Regions from separate parts of the Mus musculus genome. Here region 2 is linked to region 1. A link is a loop called in an ENCODE intact Hi-C map of the cell type or tissue named here. Cell type or tissue: heart. All regions are shown on one strand.

What was found. A loop is a pair of places that touch in the nucleus more often than their neighbours do. Peaks named below come from ENCODE experiments on the same cell type or tissue, not always from the same donor. Only the 100,000 strongest peaks of a DNase experiment are listed, where the experiment ranks them.
Region 2: a loop joins it to region 1, with 2.2 times the contacts of the local background. A loop is called at or near these places in 5 of 42 quality-filtered maps.

The regions. Positions count from the first base shown.
Region 1 is chr14:79,176,511-79,184,510 of GRCm38, reverse strand. Vwa8 (von Willebrand factor A domain containing 8) reads right to left here. Exons shown (of 45, transcript NM_027906.1): 41 at 3,645-3,770; 42 at 1,380-1,538. Gm4632 (predicted gene 4632) reads left to right here. Exons shown (of 3, transcript NR_152203.1): 2 at 4,300-4,389; 3 at 5,285-5,618. Among named protein-coding and RNA genes, the nearest start is that of Gm4632, 19 kb to the left of the region's middle. In heart, no CTCF peak of the experiment used is centred here; DNase peaks (open chromatin) are centred at 270, 1,030, 3,980 and 4,220; H3K27me3 peaks cover 446 bases.
Region 2 is chr14:79,296,234-79,304,233 of GRCm38, reverse strand. Rgcc (regulator of cell cycle) reads left to right here and starts at 2,599. Exons shown (of 5, transcript NM_025427.2): 1 at 2,599-2,785; 2 at 3,334-3,519. The coding sequence starts at 2,737. In heart, CTCF peaks have their summits at 2,469 and 2,674; DNase peaks (open chromatin) are centred at 2,573 and 4,801; H3K4me3 peaks cover 2,155 bases; H3K27ac peaks cover 1,848 bases; H3K27me3 peaks cover 2,826 bases.

The DNA.
Region 1 (8,000 bases):
TGACCCATGGCTGTCTAGCCACCCATTGGTCAAAATGGTTTAAATAAACATTTTCTATTAAAAAAAAAAAAAACAAACCCAGATGCAATCACATGTGAGGTCCCGGAGGGTCAAGAGATGGAAAGTTTCAGAGTGGACAGCATGGAGAGTGCGCTTTAAAAGGCTGACCACCTCTGGCTCCCACAGGAGGAAGTAGTGCGTCTTACAAGCTGTGCAATGCTAGCTCGGAAGCATCCCAGACTTCCCGTGTCCTGTCCTCACCCTGACAGAGTGAGTCTTTGATTGGGGTTCTGGGAATGCTGGCAACTACAATAGAGCCAAGAGGGACTCTTACATAGTTCCCCGGGTTTCGGTGACCACGAGGGATAGCATTGCTGTCATGAAGGGAAGCAGAGCTTTCTCGTGCTCAGCCGTGTGTTAGATGCATTTATCCCTGTACTGTGTGTGCAGAGCCTTGCAGCCCCGCGGTAGTCATGCTGGACGCTGCTCGCTGCTCCCCACTGAGCCCTGAAAGGCCATTGTCCCAGAGACTACACAGGAACCCTGGGAGAGCCAGTGGACTGCACCCTTCACAAGGAGCCCAAGGGAAATGGGAAGCCAACTGGTCTCTTGTTTTTGCGTAATACAGAGCCATGGCATGGGGCACAGTCTTCAGGTACAGGTGGGGTGCCTGCTTAAATGGCAATGGATTTGAGACTCCGTTGCTCAAGGATTGTTTTATCCATTAAAGAGTTTGCATGCTTAGGTTGTGTGCCCTTCACAATATCTGTACATACCATGGCTCTCTCTGGCATGTGTTGGTAGTCAGGTTTTCTGCTGTGATGCCTGTGTTTTCTATGGACAATCACAAGAAGATGAGGTGGCTCCTACTGGCTGGCGACATTGTAGAGTGGGAATTGCCTCCCTATCCTCAGACCTCTGAAATGGGGGATTTGATAGCAAACTGCACAACAACAAGCTGGAAATGGTTTGAGCAGAGGGCAGCTTCCTCTCGGGTGAATTGCCATGCCAGCTGCGGATGTATGTTATTGTTGGCTCACTGTTCACAGGATGCTGTGCGCAGACCTTGGCTGCTGATGGGATGTCAGCGTTCAGAGGCACTCGGTGAGGATGCCCAGGAAAATGAGAACAGGCTTCGGAGTTTCCAGGAAACCCTGCAGTTTAGCATCACACAACTTACATGTTGCAGTGCTTTGCTCTGTGGGAACTAGAGGTTACTGGGCCCTTCAGTTATGTTACTGTTAGTTAGAACAGGTGAAGCAGCAGCCATGTTCCCTGCTGCTGAGAGAATGGTGCCTGGAGCTCTGGGTGGAGTCTGCATCCACCTTACCGGTACTGACCCTAAGTGACCAATGACGCTCTACCACTGGAACCATTACCTTGAATTTCTCCTCGTAGTTCTCGAAGGCTTCCATGACCATGCACACTGCCTCCATCGAGCGCTCTAGCCGGCGATCCACCCCGTTGAAGCGGTACATGCTGCCGGAGACGTCCACCACCAGGCGCAGGCGCTTGGGCTTCTGTTGTGGACTACCCAGCTGAGGGAGGGGATGGCAGAAAACCATGGTCAGCTGGCTTCTTGCCCAGGCTCTGAGGTGGCAGCCCAAGGTGGGCAGGTCTGTACAGGGCTGTCCCAGAGGGTGGAGGTAATGGCGGTACCCTAGTAAGCAGATGTCAGACTGGCTGCACAAGGAAAAGAACTGCCTCTGGGATATGGTAAAGCTACCGTCCGGAGGTTGACAACTTAAAGATAATGCATTTTAGAAATGTCAGCCTGGGAGGATAGAAGCCCCACGTCCTTTACTCTGTGCGTCAGCATCCCTACGCAGTCACTTGAAGGTCATTTTTCACCTAGGCTGAAGAAATACCAGACTGTTACAGCACAGTTACGTGAGAGGTGGCCTGGCCAAGAGCGTAAGCGTTTTCCGAACGCCTCTTTAGAGCTTTTGGGTTTTCTTCTGCTTGCTGAACTTTTTTCTTTTTCTTTTCTTGGCAGTTAGAGTGGCATTGAACCGCTATCTGGCAAAAATTACTGATTAAAATGTGAAATCTTAGAGATCAGCTTGGGGCCCAGACCCGCCAATGCACTTTTTTTTTAGATTGTCAGTAATAATAAATAAGAAAAAGTCCAGATTATTCTACTATTATATACTTGCTGGCATGCATGAAATATGATAGGCAGAACTAATAATTTCAAGAAAATCCTGTAGAGGGTGGTGAGATGGCTCATGAGATGGCTTGGTGGCTAAGGAACTTGCCATGGAGCCTGACTACATGGGAGAAGGAGAGAACTGAGTCCTGCATGCTGTCCTCAGACTTCCATATACCTGCTGTGGCATGCATGGCTCCTCCCCTGTGTGTGTGTGTGTACATCACATATATGCATATATGCAGGATAAATAAATAACTTAAGATATCATGAATGTTTAGAGAATAACAGTAGGAAGCAAATCTTATACATCCCTTTAAACTATGTTGAGTGTCCCTGATTAGAAGCAGCGTGGCACACACGTGTGCATGACTAACTCACAGATGTGTCCACAACTTGCTGACCACAGTGAGTCAGAGAAAGCAGCTGTTGACTCATGGCAATGACATAGAAATAAGACCTCCCAAATTACTACCAGATCCACTCTGAGTAAACATTACAGAGAGTGACACTCCTGTCCTCGCTCGTTGCGCCCCGGCTCCCGGTGGCTACTCACCAGTTTTGATTATTCAGGGCGATAGAAAACCCCAAAGTTCACTAGGATTCAATAGTTGACCATGTTGCCACAGTCTGGTGAATACTTATTTACTACAATTAGTATAACTTAAGAGAGAATTCCTTGTTTCCTACAAACTGAAGGCATGTGATAGACACAGATTGTTACAGTTCAGGAGAGCAGGAGACCGTATGATTGCTCTGTTTCTCTCTCCTGAAGACTCCTCTGGGATCCACAAGCAGCAGGGCATCTCCCATCCCCACATCCTCAGAGCACCCACTCTGCATCTGGGGAGTGGATGGACCTGGAGGTGGCCGCATAGGTAGCTTTTGGCTTCTGGCTTTCTGGCTACTGGCTGGTGCAGGGCTGGTGGGCAGTGCTTGTTCTTGGTTTCTTCTCTGAGGTGGCTGGACTAGGGTAGGAAGGCTGGCTTCCCCTCCACTGAGGACCATAGCACCGTGAACTACCCTCTTCTGTTCTGATATAAACTAGCATCTTCCGGTTTTACTATTTATTCCCTTGCTTCGCCTGGTTGAACCTTAGGTCACAGTCTGAACTCTGGTGTTAACTCCTCTAAATTTGGTTAAAGCTCACCCTGCCTTTGCTGGTTTTGATGCTGTTTTGGGAAAGGGTGTCTGTACGTAGCCCTGGCTGTCCTGGGCTCACTTTGTAGATCAGTGTGCTTTCAGCCTCTGACGCTTGAGGGTCAGGATTAGAAGAGTGCATCACCATGCCTGGCTCTTGCATTGCTTGTTCTTAATATTATTCTATTTTGTGTACGTGTTCCATATCGTGAGCCTTTTTAAAAAAAAGTTATGTTTCCCATAATGCTTTCTGTAGTTGCATATTTTGGGTTAATGGTGTTTTGACACAACTCATGAACTCTGTACAGAAGGCTGAACTATGTGGATCTGAGGCTCGGGGTTCCCCATTATTTACCTGGGGTTCCAGGTCACCCCGACGTTTGTAGATGGACTTTTCTCCCGCCAGCCCGTCAATGATCTTGGCGTCGTCCAGTTCTCCGGTAGCTTGGTGTCTTAGCCACTGTCTTTCTTTGCCTTTAGCCTGCAATGTCACCGACAAAGACACATGAATCTTTACGTGCTTAGTGCTACAGTTCTTTGACACACTTTCTTTCATGAATAACAGGAAATACACCGGGATCCTATCAGTCAGAGAGGTCTCTGCCAGAATGTGGTCACATGGCCTCTGCTCTGCTTATGAGAAAGGCCTTTGGAGTGTGGTTTCTCAGCTGTAATTGTTTTAACACATGGAACAATACAAAGAACTTGCACAGAGGACATACGAACAGGAAGACGGTATGCAGATGAACCCCAAGGGAAAGTTCAATGTCTGGAAATGTAATGATGACGTATTTCTTATGGATTTTCTGTTACAGGGATCCCAGAAAATTTATTAGGTAACAAAACAATCAGCTTGAACTTGTTAACGGTGACAGAGTCTGTGCGCTGAGCTTCAGCCGTCTCCCTTCTGCATGGGAATTTAGTCAGGTTCCCGAGACTGTGTGTGCAAACTGGAACAGCTGGGGAGGATGGGAGCCGCCTGTGTGACACATGGCTCTCCGCTTTTCTAGGTCTGGAAAGCATCTGAACTTTTTGGAAGGTACTTCCACAGCATGCTTTGCCACAGTAACACAACTGTGCCAGACAGCCCAAGCAGACAGGTAAAGGATAAAAAAAACCTCTGTGCTGGATAGTTTTATGTCAGCCTGACACAAGCTAAAGCCACCTGAGAGGAAGAGACCTAAACAAAGGCCTCTGTAAGATGAGGCTGTGGACAGTCTGCAGGGCATCTTCTTGGTGACTGATGCGGGAGGGCCCAGCTCATTGTGGGTGGTACCATCCCTGGGCTGATAAGAAGGCAGGCTGAGCAAGCCAGCAGGCAGCACCCCGCCACTGCCTCGGCAGTAGTTGCTGCCCTGTTTGAGCTCCTGTCTTAATAATGATGTAGAGGGATAAGCTAAACAAACACTTTCCTCCGCATGTTGCTACGGTGTCTCATCGTAGTAACAGAAACCCTAACTGACTAAGACGAACTCTAACATCCCAAGGAAGGTGCATACTTAAGAGAGCCCATGACCGCAGCTACATTGCGATCTATGCTAAAGGAGCCTTGGGAATACAAACCAGACTTTAGGACACACTCTGTCTCAGAAATATAAAAATATGGGGAAGAATGGAATTAGAATATTTTCTATTTCCTTTATGGTGACAGGAGGGGTTTAAATTTAGTTTTCTATAGCTGTGGTAGGCATTAAAAATTCACTAAAAGAACTTGATGTGGCATGGGACTGAAATCATGCCGGGCTAACATGGCCATGCAGCAGCTAACAGAGTGGGTGGGGAAGCCTCAGGGTCATCACCTTTGATTTATGAAAATTAGTGAATAAAGGTTTAACAATGGTGCATCTGTTACCTAACATGACATACAATTTTATACCAGTACAAATCCCATATTCCTCCTGAGCCCAGCTTAAGAATTCAACTTTCGTACCATTTTGATGACAGCTAGCTACTGCAACTATGTCACATTCATTCACTTTTTCTTTATTTCCCTAGTGGCTAACCATGCGGGAGTCAGTCCTCGGCAGTGATGCCCAGCAATGCCAGGCCTCCAAGGAAGCCTGCGGTATCACCAACCAGTCACCAGAATGACAGGAGCCAAGTCCCCATCCCTGCTTCAGGGGTGGTGGCCTGAGAAGATTGTGGGAACGAAGGCTCAAGGTTTATATTTGCCCTCCTTCCTGTCACTGGTAGCTACATATCTTACCATGACTTTCCATGATCTGAGCTTTGTGCCAGGATACACTATTTCTGTGCACTCATGGAATTCTTGCCAAGAATATACACGTGGGCCAACTGCCCACCAGAATTAAAATATCCATGTTGGTGAGCTACAGGTTTCTTTTTTTTTCTCCCCCATTACAGGTTTCTTTATTTCATATTTACATTAATATATAATATTCATTTATAATTTTGATAAAGGAATGATACTCCAAATATATAAAATTCTCTTAAAACCCATGTTCTAAAAAGTTAAAAATGGGCAAAAACCTATGGGAAAACCTGTTACACTAAATGGGCATATTGTCAAATTACATTCTTACTATTTATGTTTACAGTCATAGATCAGTGCTGCCCTCAGCCTTGCTCAGAGAGCTTCTTATTGTGGTGGCAGTGAATGCTGAGGCACCACTGAATGCGCACTCTCTGGGGGGCATCGACATCTCCATGTTTAAGGCTCAGGAAACAAAGCACAGGAGGGAGAGCTGAAAGAAGGGTGAAGGGTGTGATGGGTGTTATGAAATGACACGGCCGTTGCATGCACAGACTAACAGCAGCTACCACTACCTGCAGAAAACACACCCAAGACGAGCTTTCAACACCCCATCGTGGGTGGGAGCAGGGCTCGTGAGGTCCCACCTCTATCCTGAGGAGTTACTGGCAGTTAATGGTTGCTATAGCCACTGGCAAGTTGCCCAGAGTCCAGCAATAACCCTATAGCCATCTTCACATAAGCCGCCCCCCCCCATACCCGTAAACTCAGGGGGTCTCTAAGACAAGACACAAAGCTGGAGGGAACCTGCTGAGAGGAAGTGTGTGTGTGTGTGTGTGTGTGTGTGTGTGTTGGGGTGTATGATCAAAATACATCATATACATGAGTCTCAAAGAGTAAGTCTTTTTAAAGGCCAACACCTTAGTACCAGTGTGCCTTCTTTGCTGTGGGGCCTGCTCAACTGTACATGTGAGAGCACGTCTGACATTCTCCACCATTAGATTAAAACAGCTATGAGATATCATCCTATGCCTAGGAATGGCCCTGATCCAAGCCGCTGACAACACCAAGTGTGGGCGAAGAAGGGCTGAGTGAATGAACGCTCACTGCCGGTGGAGCTGCTATAGCCACTTGTGAAGACAGTTTGGCAGTTTCTTGTAAAACAAAACTCACTCTCATAATCCAGCAACTGCAAGCCGTGGTATTTACACAACACGTAAGAAACTTGCATCTACACACACAAACACACACAAATTATACATGGTGTTTTATGCATAACTGCAAAACCTTGGAAGCAACCGAGATATAACTGGGTAAACTGTGGTATGTTCTAGCAATGGAATATTATTCAGCATCAGAAGAAATGAACCATTACATCTGTAGCGCTCTTGCTGTAATAAAGTGAGTAGAACGCTGTGGTTTGTTTCTTTATGCGTGACCGTACGGGGCTGGAGAGGTGGTTCAATGGTTAGAGCACCTAGTGCTTTGTAGAGGATTCACATTTGGTTTCCAGCACACTCATCAAATGCTCACAGCAACCCATAATTCCAGTATAGGGGGATCTGATGCCTACTTCTGACCTCTACAATGACTGTACTTATATAATTTTGAAAAATTAGCATAGTGAAGACTGCCATATAGGTGTGCCTAATTTAAGAAAGTTTTATAAAAAGACTTTAAAAACCTTTACTGTGAGGCAGCCCTCAAGACCACAAAGTGGTTGTTAACAATTTCTGACCCAGAACTTGTAACAGAGGACAAGAAGTTGATTCCTAGTTGCAGGTGCCATGGACCTTGGACAGGGAGAAAGCGGCTCAGATATCGAGTGCTGTAGAGTCATGCGATTCCGGGGAGCCTTGGTGCACAGATGCAGCAAAGTGAAGAGTTTTTCTTTCATGATAATAATTATGACAATTCTTTTAAAACACGATAAAAGTGTTTCTTTCTGCTTGGACATGGGTTACTGTTACTGCCCTTGATGGGGAAGTTATTTTTCTCTTAGAATATCCTAATTGTTATCTTTGGTTATCACCCAAGACTGGAGAGTTTAGTCTTAATTTTCTTAAGCGGCCCTTATTTTCCTGTAATGATCATCATCCCAAAGCATTCTCTAGCACAAAGACTGTTTCCTTAAACTATGTCAAGAGAAGACTAGGACTTTGGGGCTGGCAAGATGGCTAATCCAGTAAAGGAGCTTGCGGTCAGCCTGAAAACTCGAGTTCAATCCCTGGGACCCACTTGGCAGAAGGGAGAACTGACTCCAGAAAGTTGTCCTCTGACCTCCACACATGCATTATATGCATGTATCTCCCCGTACACACGCACACACGCACACACACACACACACACACACACACACAAATGCAATAAAAATAACTGTCCAAAGACCCAGCTACACCACTTCTGGGTGCTTTGTTCCAGATTTTACATTTCCTCTATGTATTCTGATGGCCCCAGGACATGAGACTCGGACACTGTATAAGGTACTCTCATGATGCT
Region 2 (8,000 bases), 120 kb before region 1:
ACCTTGGGGTGGCCTGAACATTACAATCTCATTGCAAGTTTGATCCTGTCAAACAGCGGGGCCTTTGTGAACTGGCTGTCACCAGAATAGAGCTCTCCCAGATGGAAGTAAGGGTTACCAAAGGGCTTGAAGGGGGCGCCGTTTGCTCTTTCCTTCCTTTCGCCCTGTGAGCAATCAGCAAGCCCTCACCAGACAGCACTGGGTGGGAGTCTTGATCTTGGGCCGCCTGGCCTTCGGAACAGTGGGGAAGAAATCTCCGTGATTCACAAATTACCTAGCCTGTGATATTTTATTATATGATAGCAAAGCATATCTACGGGAGAGACCGGTTAAAATAAAGATCGGGTCTTTACAGCACTAGAAGTCCTGACTTTCCTGTTGGAAATTAAAGGAGACATCAAGTCTTTTTCTTGAGGCCATTGCAGCCAGAGACTGAATGACTGAATGAGCTTTTGAAACCTGGAAGTTAGGTAAGTCTCAGTGAGGAGATGAAGGATACAGCTCCCCGTGCCTCCTGAGGGACGGGTTGCACCTGAACACTGAGGTCATTGACTATCTCTGTCACCACTGTCAGGTGGGGGGGGGGGGCATAAAAGGCCCTAGGATATGGAGCCCAGCCAGAAGGCTCTGGAGAACAAGGGTTTAAACCTTTACCTGGTTCTAGGGAAGAAATCAACACATGTGCAGCACTGAGTGAGGCCTTTGCACTGAGATGTGTGTAAGGATGGGCTGGGGGCAACCCAATTTCACACCAGGTGAACTGTGGACAAATGAATTGTGTTCCACGCACTAACTGAACAGGTAATTGGCATCTTTTTTTTTTTTTTTTTTTTTTTTGGCTGCTCCTCCCAGATTGGTTGCTGCTGTTGGCTTATCTGCTCTGGGGCTCAGTGCCACCCTTGACTGCTTAGTTCTTCTTCACCCTAGGGAGGCAGGGTGTGGCTAACTTCAAAGTGGTGCTGAAAAGAGACAGGCCTGCCTTCTATTAAACCACTAAGGGGTAGGCAAGCCCCTTAGCTGCTCTATTCCAGTTTTCACACCTGCCGACCACTGGCAATGATTATATTATTCAGGGGTGGCTGTCAGGAGTGACCTGGTGCATGCCACATTCTGACACCTAGGAAGGCTGGAGTCACTGGGGAAAGATGTCCTCACATAACACCATCCAAAGATTCTGTGATGATGGCCGTTGATCACTTGAAAGTGTCTAGTATAGCTAAGGAAGTGTCTGGTGTAGTTAAGAAAGTGTCTGGTGTCTGGACTGAAAACTTTCACTTTATTCAATTTTGATTGTTTTACATTTATTTATTTATTTTCTTTTGCAGGTCTGAGGATGAGCCTTCAGACTCAGGGCTCACCCATGCTAGGCAAGCACTTTATTGCTAAATCATATTCCCAGGCCCCAGCTAGCCCCTTACTTTACATTAATTTAGTGGTGTGTGTGTGTGTGTGTGTGTGTGTGTGTGTGTGTGTGTGTATGTGTGTGTGTGGTGTGTGTGTGGTATGTGTGTGTGTAGCATGTGCATATATGCACACAAGGCGTATGTTGTGCCGGACAAGATCAGAGGTCAACCGCAAATGTGATCGATTCCCTGGGCACTGCCCACCTCCATTTTTAAGATACAGCTTTTCATTGACTTGGAGTTCTCACTTTGGGATTGGCTGGGGAGTCCCAGGGATTTGCCAGCCTTTGCCTCTCAGGGCTGGGATTATAAGTGGTGTCCATCTAGTTTGGATTTTTTAATGTGGATTTTGGGGCTTGAACTTGGATCTTCATGCGTGCACAGTAAACTCTTTACAGACAGGATTGTACTATGTAGGGTTTTTTTTCTTTTCTTTTCATGCAGTAGTCCTCAAATCTCCACTCTCTTGCCTAGACCCCCTTCTACCATCCTCCTTAGGGCTGGGACTATAGGCGCAGGCCACCAGCAGGCCTCTTATTTTACGTTTAATAACTACCTGGGGCAAAGGGCTGTTGGTCACCTGAGGCAGGAATTCTACTGGGCTGTGCTAAGGATGGACGCTCAATCATACGGACCCTATACCAGAATGCATCTGTCCATGTGGTACTCTGCGCTCAAAGATCATCTCAATTGAAGACTGCATTCACCTCAACCCACTGCCCTCAGCTGTCCACTCTGTCCACGCACAACCTTATAAATTCCTTGAGAAAAGTCAGATGGAGGACTGGTTCTTTGCAGAGGCTACTGAGGCCCTTGGCTCCTTTATTTTTGCAGCAAACAAGGAGGCTTTCTGCATGTGCAGTTCCATTTCATAGATGAGGCTCAAGGAGGCTCAGCCAGAAGGCGGGAAACAGGGTAAACTCTTGGAGAACTCTGATGCCCGCAAAGACACTTCCTTGGGTCGGGTTGTCAGGGTGGTAGAGAAAGCGGCGGGTAAATATTTGGGGCGGTATCCTGGACTCCGGCGACACCCGTCACTGCGGTTCTTCAGAGGCCAGCGCGTGGCTAGGGCGGTGCCGGGAGTAGGGGGTGGAGGGACAGGGGCGTCCCCTAGGTCGTCTGGGACTTACTCAGCAGCCCCGCCCCGCCCCGCCCCTGCCGGTGGCTATAAGACGGAGTAGCCGGCGGGTGGCGCGGCTCAGGCGAGTAGCTAGCGCTCAGGCTCGGCAAGGAGCAAGGCAGAGGCACCGGAGCAGACTGCAGTGCAGGCGGCAGCCACCAGGGCCAACACCTCGCAGCATCTCTGCTACGCGTGTCACTGAGCAACTTCTCCATGAAGCCGCCCTCAGCGCAGAGCAGTCCCGCGGCGGTCGCGGCCGCAGGTGAGTGCCTATTTGGAGGTGTCTTCTCCACCTCTGCGCCCCGGGATCGAAGCCAGGGACTGCGTCCACGCTAAGCTACACTCTCAGCTCCGGGGCCCCTGAGAGCTGGAGCCTGCAAGTAGGGGCGAGAGAACAGAGGTCGCTAAGGTCTTCTTCCACTGCCCACCCTTCTGTCCTCCATCACCCTGGCATCCCGTCTCCGGATCGCTCGTCCGATGCAGGTTTAGTTTGGTTTTCCACGCGGGACAAGGAACCGGAGTCTGACACGTAACGGGTGCCTGCTGACTCAGACTTCCCGCCGCCACGCGCTCCAGGGAGCGAGCGTGGGCAACAGTAGGAAAGCGCGTGGGGTGGGCTAGGTGACTTCCAGACTTTCAGCTCAACCCACGGAGGCTTCTTCTCCTCCGTGTCTGGTGACAGGCGCTTTAGAGGGTGGTTGGGAGGTTACGGAGTAACTGACTGCGTGGCTGTCACTGGCAAAGGCAGAGTGGAGTTCTAGGGAACGCTGGCCGCCCCTCCAGATGCCCTCTGTGCCCTCCCTCCCCTAGCCCCGGCCATGGACTCCGCGGCCGCTGCAGACCTGACCGACGTGCTGTGCGAGTTCGACGCGGTGCTGGCCGACTTCGCGTCGCCCTTCCACGAGCGCCACTTCCACTATGAGGAGCACCTAGAGCGCATGAAGCGGCGCAGCAGCGCCAGCGTCAGCGACAGCAGCGGCTTCAGCGACTCGGAGAGTAAGTGAAGCCCTGTTGAAGTCAGTAATCCTCAGACTCAGGCTTCCTAAAGCTCTAGATTCACCTGGGTTATCTTTAAACTGAGGCACGACATCTGGGGAAAGTCAGACCCGGGGATCTGCACGGCTCTGAGATGCCTGAAGAGTTGACTTTCTGAGTCGTTAGCCCAGATGTGCGGGGGTCATTAAGGCGTTCTTGGGGAGAGAGGTACGAGGGTGGGTGGGTGGCTCTTAAAGAGCTGTGGGTCTACCTGTCACGGCAGGTGTGTACCATGAGGCCTGAGGGTTTGTGCAGTCAGCCAGAACTCCTGGGAGTCCAGCCAGGCCTTCCAACCTTTTCCCGCCTTTCTACCCACTCTTCGCTCTTCATTTTTTTTTTTTTATTTTATTTTATTTTGAGACTCTCCCAAGGTGATCTATGTAGCTGCGGGTGACCTCGAACCTCTCTGATCCTCTTTCCTCGGGCTTCAGGGTGCTGGGGTGACAGTGCAATGCCACCACATTTAGGCACATCAGTTTATAGGCAATGCTGGGGGTCAGACCTAGGGCTTCTTGCACGCTAGGCAAACACTAGACCAACAGCACCCTCCCTTTCCTTTTCCAGAATGGGTGTTGGGGAACATGAGGACACGAGTGAGCACAAGAATGAAACATTTGTGAAACCAAAATGGTTTCATAAGCTGCTGTTTTTGGAATGCTTGAAATAACTTCGTTCACTTTCTGCCTAGCTCCCAGGCTCTTTCGCCACTCCAGGCACTTTTGAAACAGTCTCCCGCTGGGCTGCTGAGTTCAAGTACAGGGTTTCAGGCACGCCCACCCTCCAGGTTACCCACAGAAGGTCATCCTAGTAACCTTTTCCACATTGCCTCTGGAGAGGGGAAGGGGGAGGGGAGGGGGAGGGGGAGGGGGAGGGGGAGAGAGAGAGTTAGTTTTCAGTAACTCAAGTGACCTGCAAGAACAGTGAATTTGGTGACCTTTTATTTATTATTATATAATTGTTTTCAAATCTTGGCTTATTCACTGTTTTTCAATGTGAACTTTAAATTCTGTTTGTTCTTGTGCCCTTAGTCCCTAGATACAGGCTCAGACATCACCAATTGTGCTGTCCCCAACTCTGGGAGTAAAAGTCACATTGCTGTTTTGAAATCTAGAAACATTTTCCTTTGTTACTAGGTGAAGATTCTGAGCCTGAGCTGTCCTCCTGAGAAGGGATGATGTTTGACATCCAGGTCAGGATTTGAATCTGAAACCCAAGCTCTGGTTTGATTTTCCTTAGCCACCTACACAGATCACCACGTGACTTAGGGGGCGAAGGGGGAGGGAAGAGGGCTGGTGAGCTGTTCATTTCCATTTAGAACTTTTGCGTCTTGATGCCAATGACCTGGTCACTTGTTCTCAGCAGTCAAGTGAAGCCTGACGCTGGAAATTTTTCTCCACAGCTGTGGTGTAACTTGAATATATTTCTTTCCACTGGGTCAAGGAACAAATTTTTCATTGTGTATAAATTCTCTTCTCCACAGAAGAGAAGGCTAGGTCTGTCCCCGATGCTCTGTAATCAAGTTCAGCTCCTTGCTAAGCCCCAGCCTCAGTCTAGATTAGAGTCTGAATTTGTGCAGTGATGTCGAACAGCACCCACCAGTTCTGCCAGGAGGGGTTTCAGATCCACGGTATGTTTTTAGGAGTCTCAAAAAGAGAATTCACCACAGTTTCTTAACAGTTGGAGAGAAGATTGACAGAATTTGCAGTTTTCTTAGGCATATCTCTGTGCATTTTGCTTTCTGCTTTTGTTGTCAACTTAAGCTTTCTTTCTGTGGTGGTTGGAGAGTAACAGGGAGGATCTAAGAAAGCACAGATGACCTTGGTCTTTGCCGTCAATGTGGTTTTGTTCCCTGCATGCTTAGAAATCGTCTTGGAGGGCTGGAGAGATGGCTCAGCGGTTAAGAAATCGTCTTGGTGGATTTTGTGTGCATCTAAGTCATGCTTTCTTAAGGACACATAATATGTCTGTCTTAATTGTCTCCAGGAATGGAGTGCAGACATTCCTAATACTTGTCTGTCTGGTGGAAGTGGATGTCTGGGAGAGGTGCAGCCCACTGAAACTTAGCTCTCCTGAGAGGGCCAATCAGGCTTATCATGGTGGTGGTGGCAGCTAGCTTACTTTTAGCAAGCCCTCACTGGGGTTGCTATGATTGTAACGTGATAGCTCTTGTTATCAGCCATCTCTGGCTGGTCTTCCAATGTTATCACACAAAATCTTTACCACAGTCCTACAAGTTAGGCACTTTTATCTTCATTAGTTTTGCTCTGGTTGCCTAGCATGTGAGCCAGAACTTGAGTAGCCCAGCGTTCCCTCAAGCTCAGATCATGTATCTTTTTGTACGTGGTATTGCAGGTCCTTTTCAAGGCTTTCAGGATCAAAGGTCTGTGGACCTAGGTGATGAATATTCCTCCTCATTTTTGAAAAATACTACCCCCCCATTAAAAAAAAACAAAAAACAAAAGCAGGTTGCAGGACTGGAGTGATGACTCAGAGGTAAAGGACAGGTATTGCTTTCCAAAAGGACCAGACTTCGGTTCTGAACACCCATGTTGACAGCTCACAACTGCCCTGCCTGGAACTCGATCTGACACCTTTGGCCTCCAAGGGCACCATTCTCAAATGCACAGACACACACATTCACACTGGGGATAAGTGAAAGTGGATTTTTAAAAGGGCTGTGTCTTTCCCATAGCACTCTGTTAGGAACAGTTTTAAGAGTCTCAGTAAAAGAGCAATGCAGATGGGAGCTAGAAAAGTGGTCTTCAGGTTTGAGCCTTTGGGGTGCTGTAGAAGTTGAACATCTTTGGGTTTGTTTGTTTATTTATTTATTTACTTATTTATTTATTTAGGTTCTTTCAAGCCAGGGTCTTACTATGTAGCTCTCTCTGGCTATCTTGGAACTCACTATATAAACCAGGCTGGCCCTCAGACTCACCAAGATCCAAGTGATGGGATTAAAGTTGTGTGCCTAGCTTTTGTTCAGTATTTTTTTTTTTAGCTTTAAAAGTAATCTTTAAGTGGGTTTAATAAAGCTTTCACCCATTCTATCCCAAATTTTATCCCATGTATTTATTGTATGCTTCTACTGGTTGACTTCGTAAATGGTTTATTATACTGACTTATGCCTTTAAAGATGAGGCTGAGGTGTGATTCTTATATATTAGGGTTTCACATAAGTCATCCTGTGAGAGGACAAGTGTGCTGCTGTTTAATAGGAAAGGTCTGAGGTCTACTGTCCATGCCGTAGCTATGATAAGATTGTAGATATTTGGGGAGAATAGGGACTGGGTGCTTTAGCATAGCAACACTTAGAACATCTACTTATGTTTAGAATATGCTGGTCTGGCTCTGAGAGAGGAGACCTTAGGAATCCTAGAAACCAGAATGACAGTTACCAAGCCAGTGGCTAATGGAGCTGAGGAGTCGGGAGTTGAAACCTGGCAAGGTGTGAGGAGGAGGAGCCCTCCAGATACCTGGTACCACATTAGGAACGGAGTGAGTGACAGATCGTATTCTCTGATATCTGGTATGCTATCTTAGAGGGTCAGGGCCGTTCCAGAGGGTGTGGGGGGGGGGGGCACAATGATCAAACAGAGACCCAGGGTTCTTTGGCACTGTGCCATGCTTCACTGAAGCTGTCAGAATTTAGAATTGGAGGAGAAGAAAGACCCTCCCTCATGCCTGCCATTCCCCATGGGACCAGCGCAACAGACACAGGGCTTCCTTTTTCTTGGTTAATTACTGTAGTTCCCTTGCTGCAGATGTGTGGACTGTTCTATATTTGCAGGAACTCTGGGCAAGGCTCGCTGTCTGTGGTTTTACTTTTCTTCAGGGTAGCATGTGTCCGTTCTAACCCTAAATTACCTTTCTCCCAACCCCCAAACCAAAAACAAAAAACAAAAAACAAAACACAAACTATGCCTTTAAAAAACAAAAAAAAAAACAAAAAAAAAAAACAAAGCTTCTGTTTGTACTATGGAATTTCTTATACTTGATGGGTATACCTAAAGTTAGGGGTTGTGTATATATAATATGCCTTTGTTTATTTATTTTTGATGGTCTCTAAGGAGACCCAGTCCCAGAATCTGAGATTCCAATACATTAAATGGATCAGGAATTTAAAGGATGTTTGCAATGGGGATTTGATTCTGGTGAGGTGGGCTTTCAAGGCCGTCTGAAGTAGACGCCTTAAGGTCTACCTTACCACATTTAAAGGTTCCTCAGATCATCACTGGGCCCCTTGATCATGACAACACTAGATAGCAGGGTGGGACAGCAGTACATGTCTGTGCTATCAGCCAGAGGCACACCGTTGTCATTTTATCAGACTGACTGAATATTATTTTTGCAAGAGCTAGCGTTCTAAGGGAGTGAGCACAGCCGGAGGCTGAACCTGGCTCACCTATCCATCTGCCATAACCTCTAGCACGAGATTCCGTTCA